Regions from separate parts of the Homo sapiens genome. Here region 2 is linked to region 1. The links are chromatin contacts, found by Hi-C in ENCODE. All regions are on one chromosome and are shown on one strand. The core of a region is the stretch at or near the end of the contact, and the rest is flanking DNA. Distances in the headings are between cores, read along the strand shown. Region 1 overlaps ANKRD22 (ankyrin repeat domain 22). Region 2 has its middle 43 kb from the start of CH25H.

The links. Hi-C counts contacts between places; a loop is a spot of excess contacts on that map. Pooled maps may share reads with other maps.
Region 2: a loop to region 1 is called in a map with no recorded cell type, with 9 times the contacts of the local background. The contact joins two enhancer-like sites. A Hi-C loop is called at or near these places in 3 of 37 single-sample maps with no recorded cell type and 9 of 50 pooled maps.

What each region holds. Positions count from the first base shown.
Region 1 is chr10:88,823,074-88,828,786 of GRCh38, reverse strand. ANKRD22 (ankyrin repeat domain 22) reads left to right here. Exons shown (of 6, transcript NM_144590.3): 3 at 121-228; 4 at 2,672-2,749; 5 at 5,409-5,507. Among named protein-coding and RNA genes, the nearest start is that of LIPM, 23 kb to the right of the region's middle. RefSeq lists an enhancer at 3,363-3,452. Within about 2 kb of position 3,391, at least 5 of the 41 ENCODE cell types and tissues checked have a DNase peak (open chromatin) inside an H3K27ac peak, as active enhancers do.
Region 2 is chr10:89,161,395-89,167,107 of GRCh38, reverse strand. No RefSeq gene overlaps it. Among named protein-coding and RNA genes, the nearest start is that of CH25H, 43 kb to the left of the region's middle. RefSeq lists an enhancer at 3,480-3,529. Within about 2 kb of position 3,292, at least 9 of the 41 ENCODE cell types and tissues checked have a DNase peak (open chromatin) inside an H3K27ac peak, as active enhancers do.

The sequences.
Region 1 (5,713 bases), core at 2,142-4,641:
AAAAGATGCCATGGGTACCGGAAAAACAAAAAGCACAAACTAAACTTTTTGAGATGGCCATCTGAATAAATTTTGAATTGAAATGCTTTATTAGTAAAGAATCCTTTTCTTAATTTTTAGAAAGAGAGAACCTGCTTGCATTATGCTGTGAAGAAAAAATTTACCTTCATTGATTATCTACTAATTATCCTCTTAATGCCTGTTCTGCTTATTGGGTATTTCCTCATGGTGAGTACAACACTTGTAGAGCAAAGGGCAAATGTGGAGATCGATGGTGTGACTCATTGACTCTTGCCAGGCCAGTGAGATGTTGAAAAGAAATAAAAACAAAAAAAGCCTTTGGTTTGTATTCTGTAATTGACATGTTCAACATACATCCAATGCTATAATTGAAGTACAGCAAGAAGAAAGCTAGCAAAAATAGTTAATCAATGGTAACATAATCCATGCAATGTTGATTTAGAAAAATAATTTAACCTTAACTAAGACTTTTCTGAAGGGAGCAAAAAAATTCTGAATATTAAAAAACACCCCTTCTAATATTTTTTTCTCCTTTTTTTAAAAGAGGAGTTTGTGTTTTTGGATTTATCTTTCTGACTTACTGATTTTTAAGTACTCCTCTGGTGGTGTGTTGAAAAACAGATCCTAAAAGTTTGCATCCAGAAGCTGACACACACAGAAGATACTTGTTGAGAATTTAAGCCCATTTTCACCTTGATGAATTTCTTCATGCTTGGATGAATCTTGGCAGACAGCAATTTTCTTGAATAAAGAAAGATGTAGTTGGTATAGAGATGCAGTCATATGAGGAGTAGAAGATGAAGCTTGAGATGGTTTTTGGTTTTTTTTCCCAATAGGGTAACAGATCTGCACTGACTTACTCACTTTTATCCATCTAGTTTCCTTTGTGCCCAGTTCCACTTCTCAGACATGACTCAAGAGATGCATAATTTACTTTAATTAAATGACCAAGCTCCCTCCTTGTTGTAGCTCATAAACTGTGAATATTGGTTACACCTGTTAACATCAGCCGCAGAACAAGTCTGCCCGTCAAAAATGTTATTATTTCATTGGGTATTTAAATGCCACAGAATTTGAGGAACTATAATTAAACATGACAATGTTGATTTTTATATTTGGATTTATAGGAGAGAGAAAAGAACTTTAATTCACTAATAAAAATATAATCTGCTCATATCCTCGAAGAATTCTTTAAAAATTCATTATGTATTTAGCACATAGCATTTAAATACATGTATTTTGGGGGCAGGGAGAATCTGTTATTTATTTACAAACATTTTTAGAGATTCTAAAGGTAAAAATTACAACTGTGATTAGAAGGCTCATTCAGAATTTATTGACACACAACTCTGCTTTCTAAGATGGTTCAATGTTTAGAGGCTGGAGGACTGGGCAAAAATAGTAATCGTAATGAATAGCTCAACTCTAGTTTCATGCACGTGCAATTTATTAATGGGGCCTAAAGTTGTAAATTTGTGATGAATTAACAAATAAGTGACATGAGAGGAAATGATAGGGGAGGAGAGAGGAAAGCATTGGGTTATTTCAGAGAAAAGTAGGCAGAGAAAGGCAGTTTAGGAGGTGACACAAGAGGGAAGCCTAAGGAGAGAGAACTGGATGGAGCTTCCCAGGTGATGACAGGGTTGAACTCCAGGGCTATACCCAGCTGAGCAGGGAGAGCTTTGCCTCTTCAGGAGACTGGAAGTTGGGGAAGACTCCAACAGGCTTGTGGTCAGAAGCTCAGGAGACTGGGAAGGAAAAGTGAATTTCTGAGGAGTCCTAGTTCATTTCATTAATTTGTTCAATTCTTTAACGTATGTTTATTATGGACCTACTATGTGCCAGACGCTGTGCTAGCTGTTAGGGACACAATGATGAACAAAATAGGCATAGTTTTTTACCCCATGAGAGTTAGAGGGTGGTGGGGAGAGTCATTAATCAAATGGCACAAACACATGTAAAATTACCATAAAGCGGGTGATACAGAAAGGCGACTGGTGTTAGGATAGCTAAAAAAGAGGGATTTCACCTGGTCAGGTGGGTCAGGGAAAGCTTCTTAGAGAAAGAGGGACTTGGGCTGATGAATGAAAGGTGAATATGCCAGGCAAAGAAGAGAGGGAGGAGGCTTCTAGGCAGAAGGAACTTCCTGTGCAATGATTCTCTGAGAATGAAAGATTAACAAAGGCCAATGTAAGTAGAACAGAGTGAGCCAGGAGGCGCAGAGTGAGAGAGAGGCCAGGGCAGGGCCATACGTGGAGCCAAAACATACGGGGCTTTGTAGGTCATGCTGAAGAGTTTACTTTTGTCCTCAGAGCAATGGGAAGTAATTGCACAGCTTTGAGCCAGGAAGGGAAAGACAGGTACTAGGCCCCATCCTCAGTGGAATTAGGTAGGTTTGGGGTGGGACCTGAGAAGTACATTTCTAAGGTTCTTAGGTGTCAGTGCCGCTACTTCAGGACCACAGTCTGAGAACCTGGCTTTAATTAATTGATATTAGAGTGAGTGAGAAGCTGGGGGAAATTTTAGGAAGGGTGCATGCATGCATAGGAGTGTTGGGATTAAAATGAAGCCTATTGATTAAATAGTCTCAGGCATAAATTGGAGAAACTATTTGTAAATAAGCCTTTCTTATAATTACCATTTGTAATAGGTATCAAAGACAAAGCAGAATGAGGCTCTTGTACGAATGCTACTTGATGCTGGCGTCGAAGTTAATGCTACAGATTGTGTAAGTTTATACTTTTAGCCATTTTGAAAAAATATTCAAAATGGTATTTGTAGGTAGCGTATTTGTCATCTGTACAGTTGCTTTATTTTCCTAGACAATTTTACATTTAGTTTTCTTTTATTTTCTCCTTTTTTTTCCCACTGACAGGCAACCTTGAGGTTATTTATATTCTGCTGAACTCATGGGAATAATACCTCTATTGATTATAAAGCATTTTTAAAATAATTGGCTTTAATGTTGTTGAGACGTTAAGGAAAACTAAGGCTCCGATAACAAAATACCAGCCATAATAGTTAAGAAGCTGGAGTGAGAATGCCCATGAGTAAACTCTGGGCTTGCCACTTTTTACTTCTATGAGTTTGAGCAAGTTGTAAACTTATTTTACTTTCAGTGTCCTCATCGGTAAAATGGGGATATGGATAATACTTATCTCATTGGGCTTGTTCATGTAAAGCACTTAGCACATGCTCAGAATGTAGTAAGTGCTCATTGAATGGCAACAGCTGCCACTGCAGCCAAAATCCCAACCCACTGATGAGAGGCCCCGTGTGCAAACTACAGATAAATAAGACAAAGGTCAAAGAAAAATCCCACTGATGGTAAGAGCAGTGATAACAACAGTAGCAGCATCCGCTCACTTCTTCCTGTTTATGAGCATAAGGTGTTGTTTTCACTTTCACCTCTGTGCTCTTGCACTCATCTTTCTTTCTCAATGATCACAGAAAGACAAAAGTTTATTTCTATGGTGTTTTGCTTATGGTGATTGAATAAAATTTTGGATTCCCAGTTCCTTATTGAAAAAGTAGGCAAGTGGAAATTTGATTCCAAAATACTAACATTCTATTTGTGATGCCTAACATATTTTACGTGTGTGCACATCTGTGTGTATTACCATTGTTTTATGATAGAGACCATGGCCCCATTCCTGTTTCTATCAATTATTTACATCATTTCGGTTTTGCCTATGCTGGTATCATGTTTAAATGCAGGCAGTTGTGTGTGTGTGTGTGTGTGTGTGTGTGTGTGAGAGAGAGAGAGAGAGAGAGAGAGAGCAAAAGAAAATAACTTTATGAAATTTATATTCCCTTTTATTTCAAATAGAACTTTTGGATAAATTTGTATTGACAGTTACTGTGCATTACCATTTCTTTAGATAGCTTTGAAATATATTAAGTAAGAGATTATTAAAGATGAAGTTAAAAGTTTGTTGAAGGTTTTTCTTGGTCTTTTCATTTAAATTCAATAGATTTAATATTCCTGCCTGTGACCAAAATTTCTCTAGGATATTTTCTCAGCAATTTATGTGTATTTCTCTCTCTAGATAGAGATATTGCATTCCTTCAGCTAGGCACAGTGACACTAGCCTGTAGTCCCAGCTACTTGGAAGGCTGAGATGGGAGGATCCCTTGAACTCAGGAGTTTGAGACACATGCAGGTACACACACAGACACCACTTCTAATACCAAAATTTTTTCAAAAACTATCTGAGTATTAAAATCTACTTTCTAGGTAAGACAGTGTTTTGTATTTTTGGATAATTAGACTCTATTTCACATGACAAAATTCAGAGCCAGAACTTCCATTTGTCATGCCACCACTTAATAAAAATAAATAATTGCAACATGATCTCCTATAATTTTAGAGGTGTTTCTAGGGAATGGGATCCAGAGCTAAACCTGTCTTGATAGCCAAAGGTACTATTTCTTCACTCACCAGCACCATGGTTGCTTGGCTACTTTTCCAAAGGCCAAATTTTGGACACTAATGCCCTAGCTATAATTTTTTTGACCTGTAGTGTTTTAAATTAGTACCAACAGAGTAGATGCACTAGCTTATAACACATAATATAAGCTATAACAAATCACGTTTGGGAAATGTCTCTGTAGAACTGCACTGATCTTGCAGGTGTCCTGCAGCAAGAGCACCCGACTTCTTCAGTAGGAATCATCACCAAAACCATAGAGGATAATGTTTATGTAAAGGGCCATGTGGAGACTCTTTAAGGGAAAGATGGTGACATGATCAAGGTGATGATCACCGAGGCATATAGCATGCGACAAAGAAACTTTGGCACAATTCAGCATCAGCTTTTTTAAGTTGCATTCTTTAGAACAGAAAATGGAAAACAAAAAGGCAGAGATTGATGGCTTATATGACACTAACATACATATACATTGAGACAGAGAAGAAATTTTTTTTTTTTTTTTTTTGAGACGGAGTCTCGCTCTGTCGCCCAGGCTGGAGCGCAGTGGCGCAATCTCGGCTCACTGCAAGCTCCGCCTCCCGGGTTCGAGCCATTCTCCTGCCTCAGCCTCCGGAGTAGCTGGGACTACAGGCACCCGCCACCGCGCCCGGCTAATTTTTTGTATCTTTTAGTAGAGACAGGGTTTCACCGTGTTAGCCAGGACGGTCTCGATCCTCTGACCTCGTGATCCGCCCGCCTCGGCCTCCCAAAGTGCTGGGATTACAGGCGTGAGCCACCGCGCCCGGCGAAAAATTTTTTAAGTACTAGAAATAGTTGTCTATCAATGGTTTGCAGACTATTTTTCTGCTTAGTTGTATACTACAAAGTGTGAAAAGGATTTGCCAATGAAGCCACATGCTATGGTCTGTGGAGGGCCCGACTTATGAGCTGAAGTTTTGGCCCTTTGTGTTTCAGTATGGCTGTACCGCATTACATTATGCCTGTGAAATGAAAAACCAGTCTCTTATCCCTCTGCTCTTGGAAGCCCGTGCAGACCCCACAATAAAGAATAAGGTAAGGGAGGGTGGACCGTGGTCTGAGGTTCCTCTAGCAGCAGCATCTTCTAATCTAGGCCTTATGTTGAAGTAAATTATTTGCCTCTGACGTAAACAACAGTAAAATTAATCATCCTCATTAAGGAATGAAGTTATCCTATTACTATTAGGACTGATTGCCTTTTAAAGCCCTTGCCAACACAGAGAGTCAATTGGTCTAAGCTA
Region 2 (5,713 bases), core at 2,043-4,542, 340 kb before region 1:
AGCTTTACTGGAAACTCCCATGAGTTAATTAGTTTATCAAAAAAAAATTAACAAGGAAGAACTTCCTTTATCCACGATGCCCAGTTCTTAGTATTTCAGCACCTAAGAAGCTGAAAGCTGGACTAGGTGCCAAGTGGTGGTACCTCCGCCATGTTGGTTCTAGTAAGCCATCTTCACCTCATCTTTGCTTCTCCAAACTGCATTTCTCTAAGTTCTCAACCTCATCCATTGCTACATTCTTGGTTTACTTGAATTATTATTCCTCATTAATCTAGATAATCATTCCCACTGAGGTAGTGATGTTTACGGATTTAGAATATTTTCTTCCTTTTCATCCTAAAAGTCCATTCTCAAGTGGCAACCCTAATTTCCCTTATTTCTTAGTTCTTGGAGAGAATGGGACTGTTGTACTCATGTAACTCCAAAATTGCCCTGAAGGAACTATCAATTTTTTCATTTTCAGCATTAATCAGAGATCTTTTCTTAAACAATTTACTTCTTGGCTCTGTCACAGTGGTACTCTTTGGTCATCATTGTTATGATGGTATTCAGACATTTTTTCCCAGGATTTTTGTTTTTTTGTTTTGTTTTTGAGACAGAGTCTTGTTCTGTCACTCAGGCTGGAGTGCAGTGGCATGATCTTGGGTCACTGCAGCCTCTGCCACCCGGGTTCAAGTGATTCTTGTGCCTCAGCCTCCCCAGTAGCTGAGATTACAGATGTGCACCACCATGCCTGGCTAATTTTGTATTTTTAGTAGAGACAGGGTTTTGCCATGTTGGCCAGGCTGGTATCAAACTCCTGACCTCAGGAGATAATCCCAGTCTTGGCCTCCCAAAGTGCTGGGATTATAGGAGTGAGCCACCATGCCCGGCCTTTTCCCAGGAGTAAGTGTAGTTTCTGAGTGTCTTACTTTCAGGCTTATAAGAAAGCATTAATCAGGAAAGATGAGACTCGTGTAGGAGGATAGGGCAGGTTGCTTTGTCCTGTGAGTCATCTTGACCATGTTGTGTTAGAACAGCCTGAAGATATTTCGGGAAAATGAAAAAGACCTCTCCATCTATTTGAGTCATGCAGGCATGAAATTCATTTTACTTTCTTCAGAAATTTAAACTCAAGCGAAGGTGCTAAATTTCATATAGTTACACTTGGCTGAGATTTCATGCTACATACAAATTAGTGTAAACCATATCAAAAACATAATGTTCAGTATCAATCAATCTAGGTATGATGTTTACATTTACACACTTGAGTTGTTGAACCCAGGTGTGGGAACTTACACTTTCATTTTGCATTCTGTGAACTTTAGTCAAGCCTGTTCCTCCGGCTGACTAAAATCTTTTTGGAACCTAATGCTGCCATCGTTCATAGTCCTAAACTTAGCTTTTTGTCTCATACATTTTGATATTCAGTCTCTTTCTAACTGCATTTAAGTTATTGGAGGGAAAACGTAAACAGGATAACACGGAGGACAGATCCCTGCAATAGATCTCCCAAAATCCACTACCACCTTTAGAGTTGCTATTCCCATCAGATTTTTCCTTTTGAATTCCAAATGCCTGTGCGCAGAAATAAGGACAACAAAACCTCTTTTCAACCAGGAGGAAGAAAGGAAACAAGTATTTGTTGAGCAACTGCTACATATCAGGAGCTTTTGGGCTAGATGCTTTATGGTAATTATATGCTATCTCATTTAATTTAATCTTCATTACAATGCGAAGAGAATGCTATTATTGTGATAGATTTATAGGTAGGTAAACTGAGGCTACAGAAAATGCAATAATTTTCCAAAGGCCATTTCATGATAATTGAAGGAGCTAGGATTCAAACCTAGGTCACCAGGTGCCATGTTGGTCCTTTATGTCTCTTTAGCTCACTCAGCTTCTTTCCTTCAAACTTCATTGTCCCTCAGACCCTTCTGAGAGGGTTATCTGCTCCCTGACTCAGCAGGAGAGAGCAGCGAGATAAGGTTCAGGTAGCGTACGTACACTCACTCCAGTAAGACATCCCTAGTGGCCATATCAGGACTCCACACAGCTGCTACCATTCCCACTGCAGGACTTTGCATACCATTACCTGGAAGTGCTTGGGATCCTCCAAGTACTTCTATTGCTTCGCATTTTTTTCCATTTGGAGGATAAGCCTTATGTCTGTCATGATATTCTGTGAGGCAGAGTTTATTCCTACTTCTTTTCTTTGAAGCTGTTTTTACTCCTCCTCCTCCTCCTCATTCATCTCTTATTCTCAGCCTCCTCATCATTCCTCCTCCTTCTCCTCTTTCCTCCTCTTCTCCATTCAACTCCTCTTCCCTTCCTCTTCTTCCTTACCATCCTCTTTCTTCATTTCTTTTCACCTTCCTCTCCTTGCTCCAACTCTTTTCCCTTCAACTCTTCCTCCTCTTCCTTCTTGTTGTTCTATATCTTCTTTTATGTTCCCTTCATCTTTGGCTTTGATGGTCTTCAGTGGGATCATCACTATTTTGTGTAACATGGGACACTGTTTATTCATTAATTCAACAAATTCTTCCGAGGTGCTCATTACATACCAGGATTTGAGCTTGGTGCAAGGGTCATGACAGTGAATGAGGTCCCAGCACTGTCCTGGTAAATTTTTGACACTTGTGGAAAGAGAGACAAGTAAGCCATTGGTTAGGATGTTGTGCAATGCAGGCTATAACAGGTGGAAGAGAAGGTGCTACTTGAACACACACAATGACTCTTTAAGTCAGTTTTGGGGTGTAGGGGAAGTAGTGAAGGCTTCCTAGAGGATCTGATATTTAAAGTGAGACCTAAGCGCGCAGATGCTTCCTCTGTGGAGAGCTTTATACTTACTGTTAGTTCTAAAGACACAGCTTCCTTTTTCTAACACTCTTGTCTCAGCTTTGGTTACTTAGACGTTATAAGGTTCTTGATATCTTATTGTATTTCCTCTAACCCTGCTACAAATTCTTCATTTTTTCCAATGTGTTCAACTTTGAAGAAGCATCCCTCTGTTCACTCCACTTCTCCTTGAATACAGCATTGAGTTGCATTATTGCAAACAGAGCTGGTTCTGACTTTTCCTCCCACCCCCTAATACCACAAATTTAGTGGTAGAACCACAAGTAGAATTTCCAGTGAAGAACTCTCTACTAGATGACACTGAATCAAACCTAACAGTGCTATCAATTAAAATTCATGTACTCTGTTGCATAAACAGGCGATTACATAAGTTGTGTGCTGACGGAGCAGTGTTGAGACACGCTGTCTGGCAATTGGTCTCTCTCGTTTGGTTGCAAGTTTCAGTTTCCTGGCAAGTCTTGTTTCGCCGTCCATCTGGTACAAGTGAGCACAGCAAGACAGCCAGGGTGAGCAGAAAGCCCACAGATACAGGAAAAGGTACTTAGCTTGCAGGTGATGTCAGTTCTTTCAGACAACTAGTCACTTTTTCCTTTCTGAAACTAGATTACAACCTATTTGTCTTTGGAGAGTTGACTGCTAGTGACACTGAAATTTTGGCTTAATTTGCAGACTGGGATGATGAGCATCTATTTTAGCTTCTTAGGGACATGCATAGAGCTGCTTATCTTGCTTGGCACAGGACATAGTTCTACTTTACATAAAGGTAACCACTAAGATTGGCCTTACCAGGGAGGAGAATAGAAAGCTGCCTCTGAGAAGTGCCAAGCTGAGACCCACACTTACTACATTCTATCCAGGGCCAGTCCTGCCTCAGCCACCAGCACCAAGGTTACTACAGCCTGAGTTTAGGTCATGTAATTTCAGTCTCTTTGGCAGCTTCATTAACTCTGAGTTCAACTGCTTCATCTGTGAAATGAGAATAATAACATTTACCTTGCATGATTGTTTTAAAAATTAAATAATTTCAGGGCATACATTAGATGTGCAATAGATATTCCATTTATTATTCATGGAATGTTTATTGAGCATCTACTATGAGCCAGGCACTGTGTTAGGTATGGAGTCTTGCACTTAACGTGATTATAGGTAATCTCATGGAGGAGACAACAATTTTTTACAGATAATTATACTAAGAATGCAATCGTTACAATAAAAATTAAGAAAATAAGCAGAGGAAATTAGTTGCTGCCACCTCTTAACCTTAGGTTCACTGCTAAATTCAAAATAAATTAGAAGTTATAATCTCTAAATATATCATGAGCAAGTAACATCATACTTTGGCAGTTCATTTCTTTGCAGCAAATTGGAGCCATTACATAATGGGTTTTATGATATATACCAGAAAAGTTCAAAGAGGGGTCTGGTGGATGATCCTTTGTTTTGCTTACATCCAAACCAAACAAAGCAACTAGTTAACTCAGCAACAAATCAACCAACCAACAGACATAAAAGAATTAAGCAGTAAGATGTTGCTAACATTACAGAAAACAATTGCCTTGACCTTTATCACAGAATCAAATAAAAATGATGAGAATAACTGATATTTATTAAGTTCTTTTCATACCCCAACTCCATGCTAAGCACTTTCCTGTATGTTCCTATTTATGCTTCATAATTCTTCCAGATGTAGTTTAATATCCATATTTTATAGCTGAAAGAATTAGTTAGAGAACAACTTGCCAAAAGTCACATTGTATAAAAGAGGCAAAGCTGAGATTCAAGTAAAGATTGTTATAACTGAAAAACCTGGTGCCTTAACCAGTACACCATAAGCATTTATCTAAAAATAAAATTACTTATGAACCAACTTCAGGAAATATTAAATTCCCACATTATGAATAAATTCCAGATGGATAAAATATCTCAATATAAAATACAAAATCACATGAAAATATTAAAATAGAAGAGAAATATTTTTATACAAATATAGTGAGTGAAGAAGCCCTTTTAAGTATGGTATAAAGCCCAAAAATCATAAAAGAAAGTAATGACTGATAAGACTAATTAAAACGTTAACTTTATTTACTTCAACAAAGTTAACTTAAGTAAACTTAAGTTTACTTAAATAAACTTTATTCACTTCAATAAAGGTGAAATGATAACTGAGAAAAATGTGTAATCTAGATAACAGACAAAGGATTAATATCTATTACATATAAAAAACCTAAGCTAATGAAGAAAACAGTGAGCTAATAAGCTAATAAAGAAAACCAGTTAAAGTAATAATAAGAATATAACTATCATGGTAAAATCATTAACTTTACTGACAAATAACAAATTAGAACCATAAGGTTGTATTGCATGAGACAGAGAAAAATAGAAAAATGAACAACAGAGGACTGATTAAATAACTTATGGTGTTTCATATGATGGACTTTGCAGCCATTCAAAAAATAGGTTGACCTATGTGTTCTGATAAGAAGAATGTAATTTATGATACAATTAAAAAGCACCTTGCTGGCCGGGCACAGTGGCTCACGCCGGTAATCCCAGCACTTTGGGAGGCTGAGGCGGGCAGATCACGAGGTCAGGAGATGGAGCCGGGCGTGGTGGCGGGAGCCTGTAGTCCCAGCTACTCAGGAGGCTGTGGAGAATGGCGTGAACCCGGGAGGCGGCGCTTGCAGTGAGCCGAGATCATGCCACTGCACTCCAGCCTGGGCGACAGAGCGAGACTCCGTCTCAAAAAGAAAAAAAAAAAAAAAAAAGCACCTTGCTGAGCAGTTTTATTTCATTTGTGTTATAAAACTGTATTTCTATATATTCAGAAAAAGAGCCTTGAAACGTAAGTACTCAGATATCATTAATAGTTACCTCT